Linked DNA regions of Mus musculus: region 2 is linked to region 1. Evidence: chromatin loops called from intact Hi-C (ENCODE). Cell type or tissue: left cerebral cortex. All regions are shown on one strand.

What was found. Peaks named below come from ENCODE experiments on the same cell type or tissue, not always from the same donor. Only the 100,000 strongest peaks of a DNase experiment are listed, where the experiment ranks them.
Region 2: a loop joins it to region 1, with 2.5 times the contacts of the local background. A loop is called at or near these places in 5 of 42 quality-filtered maps.

Annotation. Positions count from the first base shown.
Region 1 is chr1:137,221,673-137,229,672 of GRCm38, reverse strand. No RefSeq gene overlaps it. Among named protein-coding and RNA genes, the nearest start is that of Gm25609, 10 kb to the right of the region's middle. In left cerebral cortex, CTCF peaks have their summits at 3,019 (motif pointing left) and 3,967 (motif pointing right); DNase peaks (open chromatin) are centred at 3,975 and 7,880; H3K4me3 peaks cover 255 bases.
Region 2 is chr1:136,778,154-136,786,153 of GRCm38, reverse strand. No RefSeq gene overlaps it. Among named protein-coding and RNA genes, the nearest start is that of Platr22, 86 kb to the right of the region's middle. In left cerebral cortex, no CTCF peak of the experiment used is centred here; DNase peaks (open chromatin) are centred at 4,291 and 4,453; H3K4me3 peaks cover 802 bases.

The DNA.
Region 1 (8,000 bases):
GCCCAAGATCAAACTGTCAGAAATGATAGAGATTTAAAGACACATTGGCCTTACTCCTAACCCAACCAAAAACACCTGTCGACCTGGGTTCCTATGTCTCCGCTAATGGCTCAGTAGTGCATGCCTCATGGCATTGCCAAAGGCTTATCAGATGGACTGGACGGGGTATACCAATCCCTCCTTCTTGGCTACCATAATAATCACTTCATCGTTTGCTTCCTACTTTTTCCCTCTCTAATCCATAGACCTCTCTGACCCTTTGCTATCTCTCAAGCCAAAAACCTGACTTAAAGCTTTAAGAATACATATACATATGTAATAACAATTAGTGAAAAAGGCCATGGAGTTGGAAGAAAGTAAGGAAAGACATATGTGCAAGTTTGGAAGGAGGTAAAGGAAGGGGAAAATGATGTCATTTTATTGCAATATTAAAAATAAAAAATAATAAAGCCATTTTTATTTAATATGTAAATAAATGAAGTTGTAAAACCATTCAAAGAAAAACTGGTTGAAATGAAGACAAGGAAAGATCAAAGTTGTAAATTACTGGAGCTCCTAAGGGAGAGAAAGGGATGAAAGGGGGAGGAGAAAGAAAGGAAACCATGAAATAGAGGAAAAGATTAATGTTAAAAACTACAACCAAAGAAGACATTATAGAAATAAAAGAAACTGGCTTTACATATGGAAGATGCAGTGGAGAGCTGGGGAAAGGCTCAGAAACCTGGAGTCCAGGGCAGACATCAGTGAAAACATTCAAAGTTTACAGATGAAGTTAAAAACCCTCAGGTCCTGAGACAAAAAGAAAATCTATTTGCTGACTCCAAAAGCAAGAGCATTTCCAGAAGCCACAAAGAAACTAAAAAGTTCTCAAAATCTCCGGAAATCCCGAGCTGAAGAGTTCATATCCACCCAAATGTAGGTCAAATATCAGTGGTGTCAGTACGGCTCAAAAAGAGTGGAATTCCTAAAAGCTTGAACATGCTTCTCTCCTGGGTGATATCCTAAAGAATACTGTTGTCAAACCAAACGTGCCTGGGGTATCTGTGACAGAAGGAGAGATGGCCACAGCTGGGATATTTATCTCTGCAGAAGTAAGTCTATAATGATGAGCCTCTGAACACTGTGTATGTAGTATGTGGATGGGACTTGTTTTCATAGATGTAGAACATAGGTTAAAAAAAAAAACTCTTAGCTTTCTGACTTAAATGGTTCAATGTGAGTCAGAAAATAATATTTAAAGATGGCAGAGTGCATAATAATAAAAAGTGGATCCAACATTAATTGGCACAAGAGGACCAAATTCTAAGTTCCTGGGAAAAATTCAGCTAGTAGAAAGATGTAATAAAACACAAACACTAAACATAAAATAATATAAATGGTAATTGCATCACAACCAAACAGGAGACCAAATACAGCAGTTGCAATATCAAATGAGAAACTAATTCACTTAATAAGAAAAATGTTTTTTAATTGGGTCATAAAGTGCAAATGCAATTGTGCATACAATATTAAAATATGTTTGTGTATATGTGCCTATTGATTATATGCTTTTTTTAAAGTGCTGAAAGGGGGGAAAAGTAAGTCAAAATTCAAACAAACAATTCGATGCAACTGAACTGCGTTTCAAAGACTTCTATAATCACTGTTAAACAAAACTAACTCCAAGAAACTTCTGAATAGCGTAGAGTCCCAAAGTTGGGATAGAGATGCTGATACAAAGTAGATCTAGTATGTTGATGTGATTGTAACATTCTGAAACTATCTGACATGTTTGTAGTATTGAATGAAGGAGAACCTGTGTTGGTAACCTTGGTATTTCAAGGACAGCACACTTGCTGAGGAAGGAAAACTGGGCATGTCCAATATCACCCAATAATGAAAAGTCACCCAGTAACAAAAAGGTGACGTGCATGACACAAGTCACATGACAACAACATGAACGCACTTTGAAAACTCCACAGAGGAACTGCATATGAGGAGTGCATACTGTGGGATTCTGTCCCTATCAAACTCTAGGTCAGACAAAAATAGTTAGGAGACGGAAGTACTGTTTATACATGACATAGGTTGTGATGTGCAGATCACTCATTAAATGCAGTGCTGCCTTTCAACTACATGCAAATTATAACTCAAATTTTTTTTAAAAAAAAAAGAAGAGCCAGGCATAATTTACATGTCACATAATAATTGGCTTTGTTACTTCATTGCCAAGGAAACTGTTCTCATTAACAGTGCTCACACAGCAAACTAAGAGCCTCTCCTCTCCACACCAGTGAGAAATGTAAATTCTTTTGACTGTGACCTGATAATCAAAGGTCAGTCATGGCCAAGCTGCCTCTAGCCATTCCCAGGGGACATAGGGGACTTAAGGCACAGGAGTGAGGGTCATGTATAAGTGACAGTTGGAAGAGTGAACACACATCGACGTGGCTTTCCTCCCTTCCTTACACAGCTGTTGCTGCAGGCTGCCACCAGATGCTCGGTGAGGTGGGGCTTTGGGTTTTGCTCAACCTTTCTTAGCTTTTCAAAGAGGAAATGGAATACGAAGAGAAGTAATTTTCTTCTGAAGAAAACTTCTCTCAGAAAACACACATTTAACCAAACAAACAAAATCTACAACTTGAATGCCAAGGTCTTCTCTAGCAACTGAAACTTAACTGATGAGCTGCAGAGGTCGTGAGCACTTACTGCTCTTGCAAAGGACACAGGTTTACTCCCAGCACCACGTGGTTAACTCACAACCAGGGTTCTAGCGCCCTCTCCTGACCTCCTCAGAACCAGGCAGTCTCCGGGTGTATTTACATACAAGCAGACTCAACACACATACATACAAAATAAAAATCAACGAATCTCTCTTTTAAAAAGTTAACTTTGACAGAGCCAGGAGAAATGGCTCAGTAGTTAAGAGCATTGGCTTCTCTTTCAGGGAACACAGGTTTGATTCTCAGCACCCACATGGTGGCTCACGACTGTCTCTAACTCTAGTTCTAGTGGACCCAGTGCCCTCTTCTGGCCTCCACAGGTACTGCATGCATAGTGCACATACATGGTGTCAAAACAGTCATACCACACATATAAAATAAAAACAAACTATAAATCTTCATTAAAGTTAACTTTGAAAAATGGATATATAAAAATAAACCACTATGCCACATTGTTCAATCATCCATATTTTGAAAATCAGATTTTACATTTCTAAAGACATCCACATTCTAATACCTATATAAGCGTGTATTTCTAAAATATTTTATGCCTAAATTTTTCTGGTCTCTGTGGACAACTATACACACACACACACACACACACACACACACACACACACACACAATTTTGAAAAATAAGTCCTGTTTTGAAACAGAATCTTATGATGTATCCCTAGTTAAATAAAATAAATAAATCTGTTTTTAAAAGTCTTCCTGGCAAAATCAACTCTTTTTTATACCTTTAATAATAACAGATAAAGTTTTACAGCAGGCAAAGGACACAAATAATTTAAAATTTATTCTAATGTTTATTGGTATTTGAGTCTAAGAACAGAACAATATTAACAAGGGATTATAATATTCATATATAGTAGTAATATCAGAATCAAAGCTCCAATTTTTTTACAGTGTGTTTATAAAGATAATGCAAAGTGAACAAATTTTTAAAAACACAATAAAAAAATAATAACGTTGAAATTCTCTTTGGCCATTGTGCTGTATGCTCTCCAATAAACAAGGTAAATCTACAATCACAGGGGTTTTGTTCCAACTCCAAGATACGGTACACTCTTACAAGTCTCTACAAAGGAAATAGTCTTCATTTATAGAAGAGTCCGACATCCCGCCCCCATTTTTCCTTCTAGTGGTATGACTCTGTACTTCAATTTTCCTATATATAGGTAAAGATTGCTGCATCTAAGAAAGCCTATTGGGCAGAAAGGGATTAGATGGGAGAGAAACTGGTCTAAACAGCACCACTGGCTTTTATCCACTAGATGTCAGTCACGCAGTTAGCATCAATTTACATCCTTAATCCCAATGACACAATCAGAAGCATAGGAAGTTCTCCAGACCCTGGGTGAACGCAGTGTGTACCACAAAGAAGCCTGGAACTTCAGTGTTGTCTGGCCTGGTGACTGGAAACCCTGTCCTGCTCTAAAAAAGGGCTAAAGCCATTAAGAAAACACTGGCTTTCCCCAAGTGTCATGGTTAGTTAAGGAAAACTGTGCTGGGGGAATTTGAGGTGACTGCAGTCAGTTCGTGAGAAAGAATATGTTACTGCTTCAGAGAGCAAGGTTCGAACGGCTAAACCTGGGAATACAGAACTGGAGAGCAGCATATGTCTTATAGATGTGGAATATTTCAAAGAGCGCACACAAAAAACAAGTGCTGATTCGATGAAGAATGAATGAGTTTTGGGAAAATTAAGAATCAACAAAGCATCTGGGTTGTTATCACCCAAAATCATGAACGAATTCTGCTCTACAAACGCCTAATGTTCTTTTCTCAGGGAAGAAAAGTGTGTGTGCAATTTATAAGGATGTTCTTAAGGATTCCCACTGAAAGTGTCATGTGAGGTGCGTGTTGCTTATGAGAAGGGAGAAAATGCTATCCACACGTTTGTCAGGTAGATTAGCTCTGTCTGTTCACCCAAGTCCTTAGGTGGATTGACAGTCTTGTTCAATGTGTTAGCTGCCACCATGGCCTGTATATGAACTCCTTGCCACATGACCATTCTCACTGTAATTCTACACAATTACCAAAGTAATGTAGGAGGCAAAATAGGAATAAGGCCCACGAACGCTTTGGGGAAAGTCTTAGTAAAACAAAGAAACCACATTTAAATGTTCTCAAATTTTTCTTCTACCTCCTTTAGTTTTGTGATTTCATAATGTAATATAATATTCCTTCAAATAATGAAAAAAATCTTTTTGCTGACTAACTGGAACATGCTGGCTCTTGAAGAATGTCAGTGTCTACTTTGCATTGCTCACCAACAACCCTGTCCTGTTTCTCCACATGAATGTCCACAATTCTGATGCCCCATGAAAGGCAAGGATGTCTCTCCTCTTTGTGCTGTCTCTGCTCTCATTCTTCAGCCCCCAGCTCAAACTCAACACTCTCCCTCCCTAGACTCCCATTGCACAAGATGAGAGAGAGAGAGAGAGAGAGAGAGAGAGAGAGAGCGAGAGCGAGCGCTTGGAGAATGAATTAGTCCTCCTGCCTAAATTCTGAGGCAGATGAACTCACAGACAAGAGAGTGCTCATATTTACAGTGTGTCTTCGTGTGATGAGAACCACATCTCCCCTTTGGTGAGGTCATTCTACTGTGCTGATGAAGTCCCCAACACTGGATGCCACCACTGGGCATCAGAGAAGCAAACTATCTGCCTGTCACTCATGTTGGGAGGAAGAAGAAATGAACTTGATGTTCTAAGAGGCATCCACGAAAGGTTGCCCTCCATCTGACAAGGCTCAGCTTCTACCCACATCCCCATATCACTAGCAAAGTAAATCCCTCTGCTGGGCACATGACTGCCAGCCCACTCGGTGCTGAAATGAGCCCCTGATGCAGGCAGATGAAGCTTGGTCTCAAAGAACAGAAAGTCTTGTAGGAAATAGGGATGGATGAAAGCCTGTAAGGTTCTAATGGGAAGTGAGTGAGAAGACCGTGTCATCAGAGAGCACATTGCTGCAGACAGCATGATTACTGCTGTGGAGTGAGAGATAGAGCTGGGCAGAGCAAAAGTGTAGATTCTCCAGGCAACCTATTCCAACGTGAGGAAGAATCCCATGCAAACAACAGAGATGGAGTTCCAGAAAGAGAGCCCTGTGCATGGATAGAAGGTGCTGGAGAATCCTTCCACAGAGCTCAGGGGTTCTGACACCCTGAGGAATATATTGCTCACAGAATATACTCAAAGCCACTGTTCTTAACGTTAGCTGTGGTTTTAGTCTCTCAAAGGCCTTGGCAAAGTGTGTTGCTAATTGAAAAATAAAAATAAATAAACAACAGAGTACTGAAAGAAAAGCCAGACTCTCCTACCTCTGGACAGTTGGTGCTGGGCTCCGCAGGGAAAACCTTAAGGAGAAAAATCAGGAAGACCTCAAAGGTGATATTTATAAAGGGCAAAATAGTTAATAGACTGTCAGAGGGAGAAGTTTATTAAGCCAAGCAATTAGCTCTTTATTTCAAAGGCCTGTGGTAAGACGTAATGAAAAAGGAAGAAGAAAAAAAAAAAAAAAAAAACCCACCACACAAGGTAATTGTAGTATCCAGGGAAGGCACAGACTTAATGAGCGTTTGTTAAGTACTTGGTGCCTTTAAAGTGGCTCTCAAGTGTTTTCTTATCAGCTCACAGTAGACAGCAGATACAGGTCTCTCTGTGGTAGTCCACGTCCTCGTGGAAGTCACAGTGAAACACTGAGACCTTAGAGTGCCGAGCAGCAGGCTTCCGGTGGGTCTGGCCAATCAGATGATAGCACACTACGTTACCGGTGGCCCAGATGGAGGTCAGCATGGATGGGAAGAGCCCGTCTACACCAGTGTGATCCCTGGAGGCACGTGGACTCAGGCAAATGAGCTGAGTAAAGTAACACAACTCGGATTCCCAGCTAGACTGAACTCCAGACTACAGACCCTCGCAGAGTGGTCCTCTGGGGTACCACAGTTTTGGTCAACATAGTGTTAAAACAGGACGGGTGGGAAGCCTAGAACAGCCAAGAAGAAGCCCCGCATTGAGCAGACATTTCAGTCAGTTCTCACTGCAACCCTACAACCCATCTGGATGGTTTCTGTTTTACAGATAAGGAATCGGTGACTCTGGACAGGTGCCACACTGGGTCCTCTGGCCACAAGAAGTCAGCCAGCCTGGATGGGAATACAAGTCTGTCTCACTCACTCAGAAATTCAGGATAATTTAGAAACTACTCATATTTCTTCTCACTGTAATTTCTATAATCTGCAGTGCCTTGTCTACTTTTGAGACGTACTATGCATTTTCTGAATCAAAACCATGTTGTCTAGATCTGGAGATATATGGGGTTGCTTCCTTCCTGGTTATCTGAAAGGACATTGGGAAAAATATTACAATACGTAATTCAAAACGCAGAGGCAGACAAGGGCGCAGACTTTACACGGACAGAATTAAAAGAGGGGAAATGAGAAAGTAACTAAATAAAAACCGAGCAACTGGATGACTAAAACTTTTAATTATCTAAAGATAAATTCATGTTTTTAAGAAATTAATTAAGTATCTGAGTAGTGAGGTGATCACACTCCTCAATTGATTTGATTAACATTCTAAGGAAATATGAAGTCATATTGACAATATTAGAAAATTTTGTATGCATGATAAAATATGCATAAGGAAAATATCACAGCAGTGGGGAGTGCCATAGAAAAAGTATATGATGTCAATTTTTCTAAAAACAAATCATGTTTTCAGTTGAAGTGAAAAACTATTAATTCTCTTTAGCAATGTGAATGTGTCTTAGAAAATAAGGTGAATATGTTACCCCTTAGCCCATCTTGCCTTCCCTTGTGTTCAAGTGAACTCAGAGATTGGCAGTGTCTTAGCGTGAAACACAATTAGTGTTCACAGATAAAGGAGATTACGACCAGAGGTCGTTCCTACTCCAAACACTCCGTCCCAAAACCCACAACCTAAAGCTTATCCCGGGTCGGTTGGTCCAGAAAACTGCTCATCACTAGCCCCTCCCATTTCCTCGGTCTTCTGACCTTCCCCCAGCTGGTCAGCCAGCCCCACAATCCATTAGACGCCGCGGCAAAAATCAAATGTATCCACGCTGGAGCTGTAATTCAATTCATCTTCTCCTTGGGTTTCCTCTGCTCTGTGCCAGGGTCATTTGTAAAGCCATCACTCACTCCAAACAGTTGCACCTGTGCTGCTATTGAAACGCCCCTTCCTCTAGAGGCCAGCCCTCCCTCGCCTCCATCCTCCCAGGCACCCCGGGTCCCCATTGCCCTTTTCCCAGGCACAAAAGCTTTCCTCT
Region 2 (8,000 bases), 440 kb after region 1:
AGCTCTGTGTAGGTGCATGACTGAAGAAGAAACAGCCTGGGATACAGTGCTAGAACCAAAACATGCTTTACAGATCCTAAGAGCCTGACTAATAAATACATTTCTTCCTGGGAAAGCAATGGCAAAAGGGGGTGGGGCTCTAATTAACAAAGGTACCTCAATCCTAATCAAATAAGCAGGCTTTGCACGGCACAGGTCCAGAGCCTCTAAGTCTTTGGGGTTTGTTTTGTTTTGTTTCCCCCCATTTATATTGGATGTAGTAAACCTCCTTGAGTTTTTATTACATGTTTACTGCAATCACACCATATATCAAGTGTGTTACAGGGAGACCTAGTGTCAGATTAATACAATCTTCCCAACTTTAATCTTGTGCTCTTTTATAAATCAGAATGCAATGTACTGAGTCTCTATCCCTCACTAGGAAGCAGAAACATTTCCCTTCGTGTGATAATGACAATTCGAGTTACAAATAAACATTTGAAATTATGAAATCAAAAATATAGAATCAAAATTATCAAGACACAATCATTCTCAATTAGGCTAGCCACTTCTTTTTTTTTTTTTCCAAATTAGCCTGAAAGAATTTTTTTTTTTAAATAATCTGTACTTTTGTGATCCAAATACTTGAGTGACACTTGGTGCCTAGGACACCTGTGACCAGTTCACAGGAGAGAGAAAGTGAGAGACTAGGATGGTACGTCATATTCTTTTCGTTAAGAAGTGCTTTTGAAAACATCCATAGGACCTAAAAGAAACACGGGATCTACAAAAATGATCTTACATACTTCAAATTGAAAGGATTAATTGGGTTTTGGGGGGGGGGAGCATAATCAGAAGTGGTAAACAAGACATCCTTCTGTTGGGACAAAATAGAAACAGATTCTCACTACAGAGCCTAACCTAGAAGAGACAGCTCGGATGCAGCTTTGAGGAACCCTCTTGATAACTGAGTTGATTACATAGGTTCCCAGAGACTTCTTCCACCCAGAAAAGCAAAACTTCCAGCTCCAGGACTTTATTTTCTTAGCTTGGCTGTTACCTTGGTATACAAACAGTCCTTAGAGCCGGGCGTGGTGGCGCACGCCTTTAATCTCAGCACTTGGGAGGCAGAGGCAGGCGGATTTCTGAGTTCGAAACCAGCCTGGTCTATGAAGTGAGTTCCAGGACAGTCAGGGCTATACAGAGAAACCCTGTCTCGATAAAACAATAAACAAACAAACAAACAAAAAAACAGTCCTTAGAAAGAGTAATGGCATAGCAATATGTTATTTACATTCAATGATGAACAAGTTCTTAAAGTGTTCTAAGGGACAAAGAAATGCTGAAAAGCCCCACATGACTACAAGGTATCATGATATAAAGTGACGGGAGAGGGTGCCAAGCAAACGTCACTAACTCCATACTTGGCCAAAACTAAGGGGATTCCTAAATTCTGAACAAAAATGCAAGCAAATAGGTAGCCAAGTTAGAAGTGGTGTTAGTATGAGTTTATATACCCAAACCCTGGATGGCAAGAAAGCTGCCATCCACCTGTCTGGTTGACCAGGTTTGTTTTACAAAAGTTGTTTAATTACACTCTAAGCAGCATATGTAAGTTAACGTTATCTTCCCTCGGGCATTGATAGCATTCTGCATGCGCTAAGTAAAACAGGAATTAACAAAATTCCAATGGCTCACTAAGATGATAAATAGAGAGCCAGTTTAAGGAAGAGCTCTCCAGGGTGTGCGGAAAAACCTGCCGCTGAAGGCAAGCTCGCAGGATGTGGGGCTCCACGCAGGCATAAACAGGAAACCCAGCAGCTTGCGCTGGGACTGACAGACAGGCCTGGAATGGCTTCTCTGAAGCAGGCACAGGGTTTGCCCTTGGCAAAGGCAGAAGTGCTCATGTTTGTTACATTTTACTTTCACATCTGTGCCATCCCTGTCCTCAAAATCCGAAGCCCCCTGAGACACCTATGAAAAGTACCAAACACAATAGTGGGAATAACAGAGTCAGGTCTGAGTGATAGTTTCACTGCCCCCATGCTACCTTAAAGAACTGTTGTCAGGGCAGAGTTTCAAACTCTAACAAGGGTATTTGTCCCAAGGAAGGCTGTCACAGGTCTTGTATATGAGCATCTTTGTACACAGGAACCCCATACACCTTTCTAGGACACTGTATTTTTCTTTAAACTTAAACATAAGAGCCAAAACTTGAACCCTCATAGGCTAACACAAGGAAGAGCAACATCCCTGCAAACAATAGGAGCTCAGAGCCTGCTCTGAGCAAGTTGATCAAAATGGCCCCATTTATCACAACTGTGACACCAGAAAATGCCCCAGTATAGTAGAGAGCAGTCCAATTTGACGGTGCTCACAAAGCATCCATGACAATCCTTCACTGGGGACAGGACATAGCAGTGAGATTCAGCTTTGCATCATGCCACATGACATTGCTCAGTATTATCATGATCTTACCTCAAAGCAAAGGCTATTTCTGCAGAAAACCAGATCAACAGATCATGTTTCCGTAAATGTTTGAGTCTACTCAGTACATAAACACTCCTTTTTTAAAAGCTTCATTAAAAACTTAATTTATGGTTATTTAAATGACACAACAAATAATGAATTTCTTGGTTTGCTTTTGTTTCTGTTTTTGTTTTGTTTATTTTGTTTCCTCCCAAGATAAAGTTTCTCTGTGTAACTCTGGCTGTTCTGTAACTTGTTCTGTAGACCAGGCTGACCTTGAACTCACAGAAACCCACCTGTGTCTACCCCTCAAGTACTAGGATTAAAAGAGTGTGCCACCACCAACACCTGGCCAAAAAAAAAAAATTACTTTTACACACATAAAAAAATAAGCCAAAGGTGACATAAAATGGTGTCTCGATAAATCTGCTTACATAGAAAATAATTATTAAGCTTGCATTTGTGAGAGTTTTTTTTCTGCTTTTACTAGGCCTTAAATTTTAGGACAAATGAATGAGTACTGTGCTATTAGTATCTTATTAGCTCAAGTGTATTATCATAGGAGAAAGTCTAGTGATTAAGAACTGAATACAAGGATCATTTTCTAGATTCTTCTTTAGTTATCAGTAATGTGGAGACCCTTCATATTAGTCTTGTTATCAGTGGCTAAAAACAAGCCTTTAACAATAGGGTCTGTGTGTCTGGAATGAATAAGGATGTGCCATAATGAGGTCAAAGGAAGAAAACAGCAAAGCGTGGGGCTCTCACTTATGTAGATTAATCCTGAATAGACAGGACCTGATATCACGGTGCCTCCGAGGAAGAAAACAAAGCCATTACCACGCAAACACCCCCAGTGAGGAGCCACCAAGACTCAGAGGCTCTGTCTGCAGAAGGAGATAGCAGTCCTATCCTTCCATCCGTTCATCCATCCATGACACACCCCCATCAGAGGAGAGGGTCTGCTTTCTTTATGACTGGGTGTGGTGCACAGAATTATAATCGATGATTCGGAGGCAGAATGGGGGCAAAGTCGCCATCCTTCACTTGGCTAACTTATGCTCCTTCATTTTCCTCTAGCACTGAATGCCCTAGCCCAGTGCAACAGGAGTTTATAAAGGGTTGGTCTTGGCTGCTGAGAGAGCCGCGCACCTCAGCTGTGACACAATATAAACTTCACTACATGAAATCCTGGAAGTTGGTGTAAACAGCTTTTAATAGCAGCGAACATTTGCCCCCTTTGTTTAGACCATCTGGATGTCCCATTGTGTTCAGTCAACACTCAGTGCCGCTGCCGGGTGACAGTTGATATATGTTAAGTACAAGCAAAGTGCCCCGGCCCACTCTGGGGACCTTAAAGGGAACTTTTCAGTGTTTTGTGGAATAGTCTGTCAGATCGCCGAGTCGCCTGCATCCTTAATGGCTGCGTGCCAAAGTCCTCTGGCCTTTTTTCATTATTATTATTAATATTATCAAAGGAGAGTTTTGCTTTGACTGTTTGAAAGGTTAGGAAAACTATGCCAAAGTTCTTCCAGGCAGCCTGGAGAGCATGGGCTGACAGGAATCACTTTCAATATGGAGGAATGAATAAAGAACTCCTGGGACCCTAGGAGATTCCAGGCTTTGCTTGTTTAACATGCAGAATGACTGACAAACAAGCCGTTAAAACAGCACCACAGAAAGCCTCAGTAAGCATAGGCAGCTGGCTCTCAGAAAAGGAAAGATTATTCCGGAGTGCGTGTCCTCACCTGCACAGCCCCTGCACGAGCGAGGCTCGGGCACTGTGCACATGCGCGTTTGCTTTTTCATGCAAAGTGGCCTTGCGGCTCATCCCGACGTGGCTTGCCTCGGACTTACTCGAGTGAGAAACGCCACTACAAAGGGGGAGTGCCAACTAGATGAATGGTACTATGTACAAAGATTACCCAAGCAGGGTTGGTACCCTGAGCTGAGTGAAAGGGCTCAGCAATCAGCCCTGGGCTCTCTCTCGGCAGCTGGTTCTGGAACATCTGTGGCCTGCTTAACAATGTGCTTCTAGACTCTTGCCACCCACGAGTGTCACTGCTGCCTGGGTGACTCTGGGTGAGTCTTCCCTCTGGAAGGCAGCCAGGGCGGGAACACGGAGTGCTGGAGATGAAAACGCAGCCCTGGTGTTTTGTTATGCTGTCTTAAAAAACGGTTGAGTAGACAGAACTTCACTTTGCTATAGAAGATATAGAAACCAGATAATGAATGTGTAACAACTTGATCTCCGATTGGTGCCCTGAGCAAAGGCCTACGGGGCCTTCGGAAGCTGGAGTCCTGCCAAATCCAGGACAGCAAAAATGAGAGGCAGAAATTCTGTAAGTGAAATCTCTATGACACTGGACGCCAGCACCTCCACTGTTCCTTCGCTTTTCTTGTCTTGGGCACATTAAACAGGTAAAGAAAGGCCTACGGGAGAGGCTGAGTGAGGGGTGAAAGATGCAGATCTGGGAGATGGAACTAAAGTCACCTTGGATTTCTTCTGAGGAATCAATGTACACACAAAATAAATAGTCCGATACAGCCCCAACTGAAATTCTGACCATATGAGGCTGACATACTAGCAAATAGAATTGTACCATAAGTTCGAGGCCAGCCTGGTCTACAGAGAGAGAGAGAGAGTCCCAGGACAGCCAGGGCTACAGAGAGAAACCCTGTTTCTAAATAAATAAAAACTAATAAAACAAAAAACCTTACACTGGCATTTTTAAAAATACAATAATGTGATTGAGGGTAAATCCAGGTGGCAGAGCACTCACCAAGTATGCATGAAGTCCTGAATTCAATTCCTACCACTGTAAAAACAAAATGGTATTTAATAGATAATTTACTTTGGAGGAGAAATCTATATGCCCTATTGAACAAATTCTACCAAAAGGTCTAAGTACGATGTGTGGCTTAGTTAACATAAGAGCAAGCTTCTGGCATGTGCCTCACTTCATCTTTTACTGCAGAATTAAACAAAGAAACCCGATTCAATAGTTCAAAAGACGACACAAAGAAAATCATTGGAAATATATTCTTTATTATACCCGAGGAATAAAGTCAGCATGTGTCTCATCACATAACTGAAGGAACAATTATCAAGATAATCACGAAAGTACTCAGAACAGTGGTTGGCTCTTTACAGAAATAGAGTAAGTGTTCACTGAGTGAATAAAAGACCTCTTAAAGGATTCCAGAGAACTGCACAAGAGTAATTCTGGATTTTAACAAACATCAAATACAATTGTCCCAAAAAGTTCACTGTACGTTTCTAACCAAAGAAACAATAGTTAAGTTTGGGGGGGTTGTTTGTTTGTTTGTTCATTTGTTTGATTTTTAATGTGGCTCCTTGTCATCAGAACTTAGATTTCAAAGGACGGTGCAGAAACCTGGACTAAATAGTCATTGATGTTGAAAGCCATTTTACATTTGTTTGTTTTGGGGGGCAGGGCATGCACGTGCCACTCTGTACGTCCCTGCAGAGGTCCAAAGATAGCTCTCAGGAGTCCGTTCTCTTCTTCCATCCACGCATGTGGGTCCCAGCGATTAAACTCAGCTTATCAGGTTTGGCACTGTCACCTTTACCCAAGGAACCAGCACCCTGGCAACTGGCTTCTATTGTTTAATCCATCATCTTTCGTTCTTGTATCTTCTATGATAGATGATGGTACGTGTGCTTCTATATTATTCATCATCTCATTGAACATAGCCTATCTTTCTCCCCTTTTCAGAAATCAAACACATTTTAAAGTATATTGTCCTAAGGAATAACTATAGTGAGTTCTTAGATAATTGTACTCTCCCACTCATGTTTACCACTATCAAACAAAGTTGTATCCAAAATAATAATATATGCCATATGATGTGTTTGAGCAGACCATGTGTGTGGAGTGGTGTGCCCAAGGACAGCCACAGCATCTTCTATTCGTCAAGCTCGGCGCTCCTCCATTCAAGTGACTGGGTGTATGGCTCATTCCCTTGAACCTAAGATCCTCCCTGACCCAGCTTCAGTCAAAGGTCCAGCGTCAGTGACTTCCAAGGATGGACTTGTTCCTGTCACACTGTGCTTACTCATGTAGAACATCCCCAGTTAGAGCCCAGCCATCAACCTGGAGTGACCCACACTGCCTGTGGCCATGGCCATGGCCAGCCCGTGCTCCATTGCTCCGGTGGAATGAATACCTAATGATAGTGCTAGCCATCAGAGCATGGAGCTGAACACAGGTTCTCCACGCTTCCTCCCCTGCTCCAGGTGACACAGGGCAGTGATGAGCACAAATCAGACTGCAGAATCACCAACCGACCATCCTTCTTATAGACCACAGTTTTGCAGAATAGAGAGCAGAAATAGTTTCTGGGATTATTTCCAGCACCCTTCAAAGGAATGGGTATGCTAATAAATGTGTAATACTTTGCTTAAGTGGTTGGTAAGTGTAACTACTACTTATAGGACTTAAAAGCTATAGGTAATTTCAAAACGAAAACATGTGAATGCTCTGTTTTCATCTACAAAATGCAAAGAACGGTTTATTTTTCCTTCTAAAAGCTCACTATAATATAGATCCTATGAAATGACAGCATGGCTTCAAATCATTACGCCTATTAATATAACAATATCTGCTGAGTAAACTCAGCCAGAGATTTATTTTTTAAAAAAATGATAAGACATTGTTCCTCGGACCTAAAACTCAGTTATTGATCAGATGAAAGAATCCAAACGGGAAAACATTTGTACACCATCAGTCGTCCTTCCAAGAAGTTCAGCTCCTAATGCGCACGCGCAAACTTACCATTTCAAAGTCTAGCAGTTAGCTTCGGTTAGATACATGCTTGGAACATTGTAAATAATACATTTATAAATTCATTAATCCTTTTTAAAATTCCAGACTAATGAAAAATAGTGCATGTTTAAACAGCTACTTTGGCAGCAGGGGACTGGATTAGATGACCTTTTATAGTCCTTTCAGGGCCTGCGAATCTGCAGAAGAGAAGCTGCCCTGCTACCCATCGACGGCAGATCACAGAGGACTCAAACAGCTAATTTCACTTATTTAAATTCCACACTTGATACAAAAATGAAAAGGCCCACTTTGATGCCTGTGTTAATGAACTGCTAATTCAATAATATTTCATAATACTATCAGTGTAAAGATTACTACTTTCGCAAACGCTTGAATGTTATTTGCCTCTGGGTTTACAAATTACTACTGAGTATTTCTAGTTTTTCAAGTGCAGGCATCTTCGAAGAGTCCCAAGAAAAAGTGCAATTATAAATCAAGAGAGCGCAAATCTCCAAGAGAGCATATTACTAAATAATCATATTTTATGCAGGTTCCAAAAATAACTAGTAAAAAACATTTCTTAATCACATTGAAGATATATTACTAAGAGGTTTTTTTAAAAACCCTACTAAAGAGGATTTGTTTTAAGTGTTAAATTGAATCATATTAATATTCATGACCTCATCTGCATAACATTGGGAAATGCCTTATTTGACTCCTCAATTTCCTGTATAAATATGTGTTTAAATATTTGCTATTTTG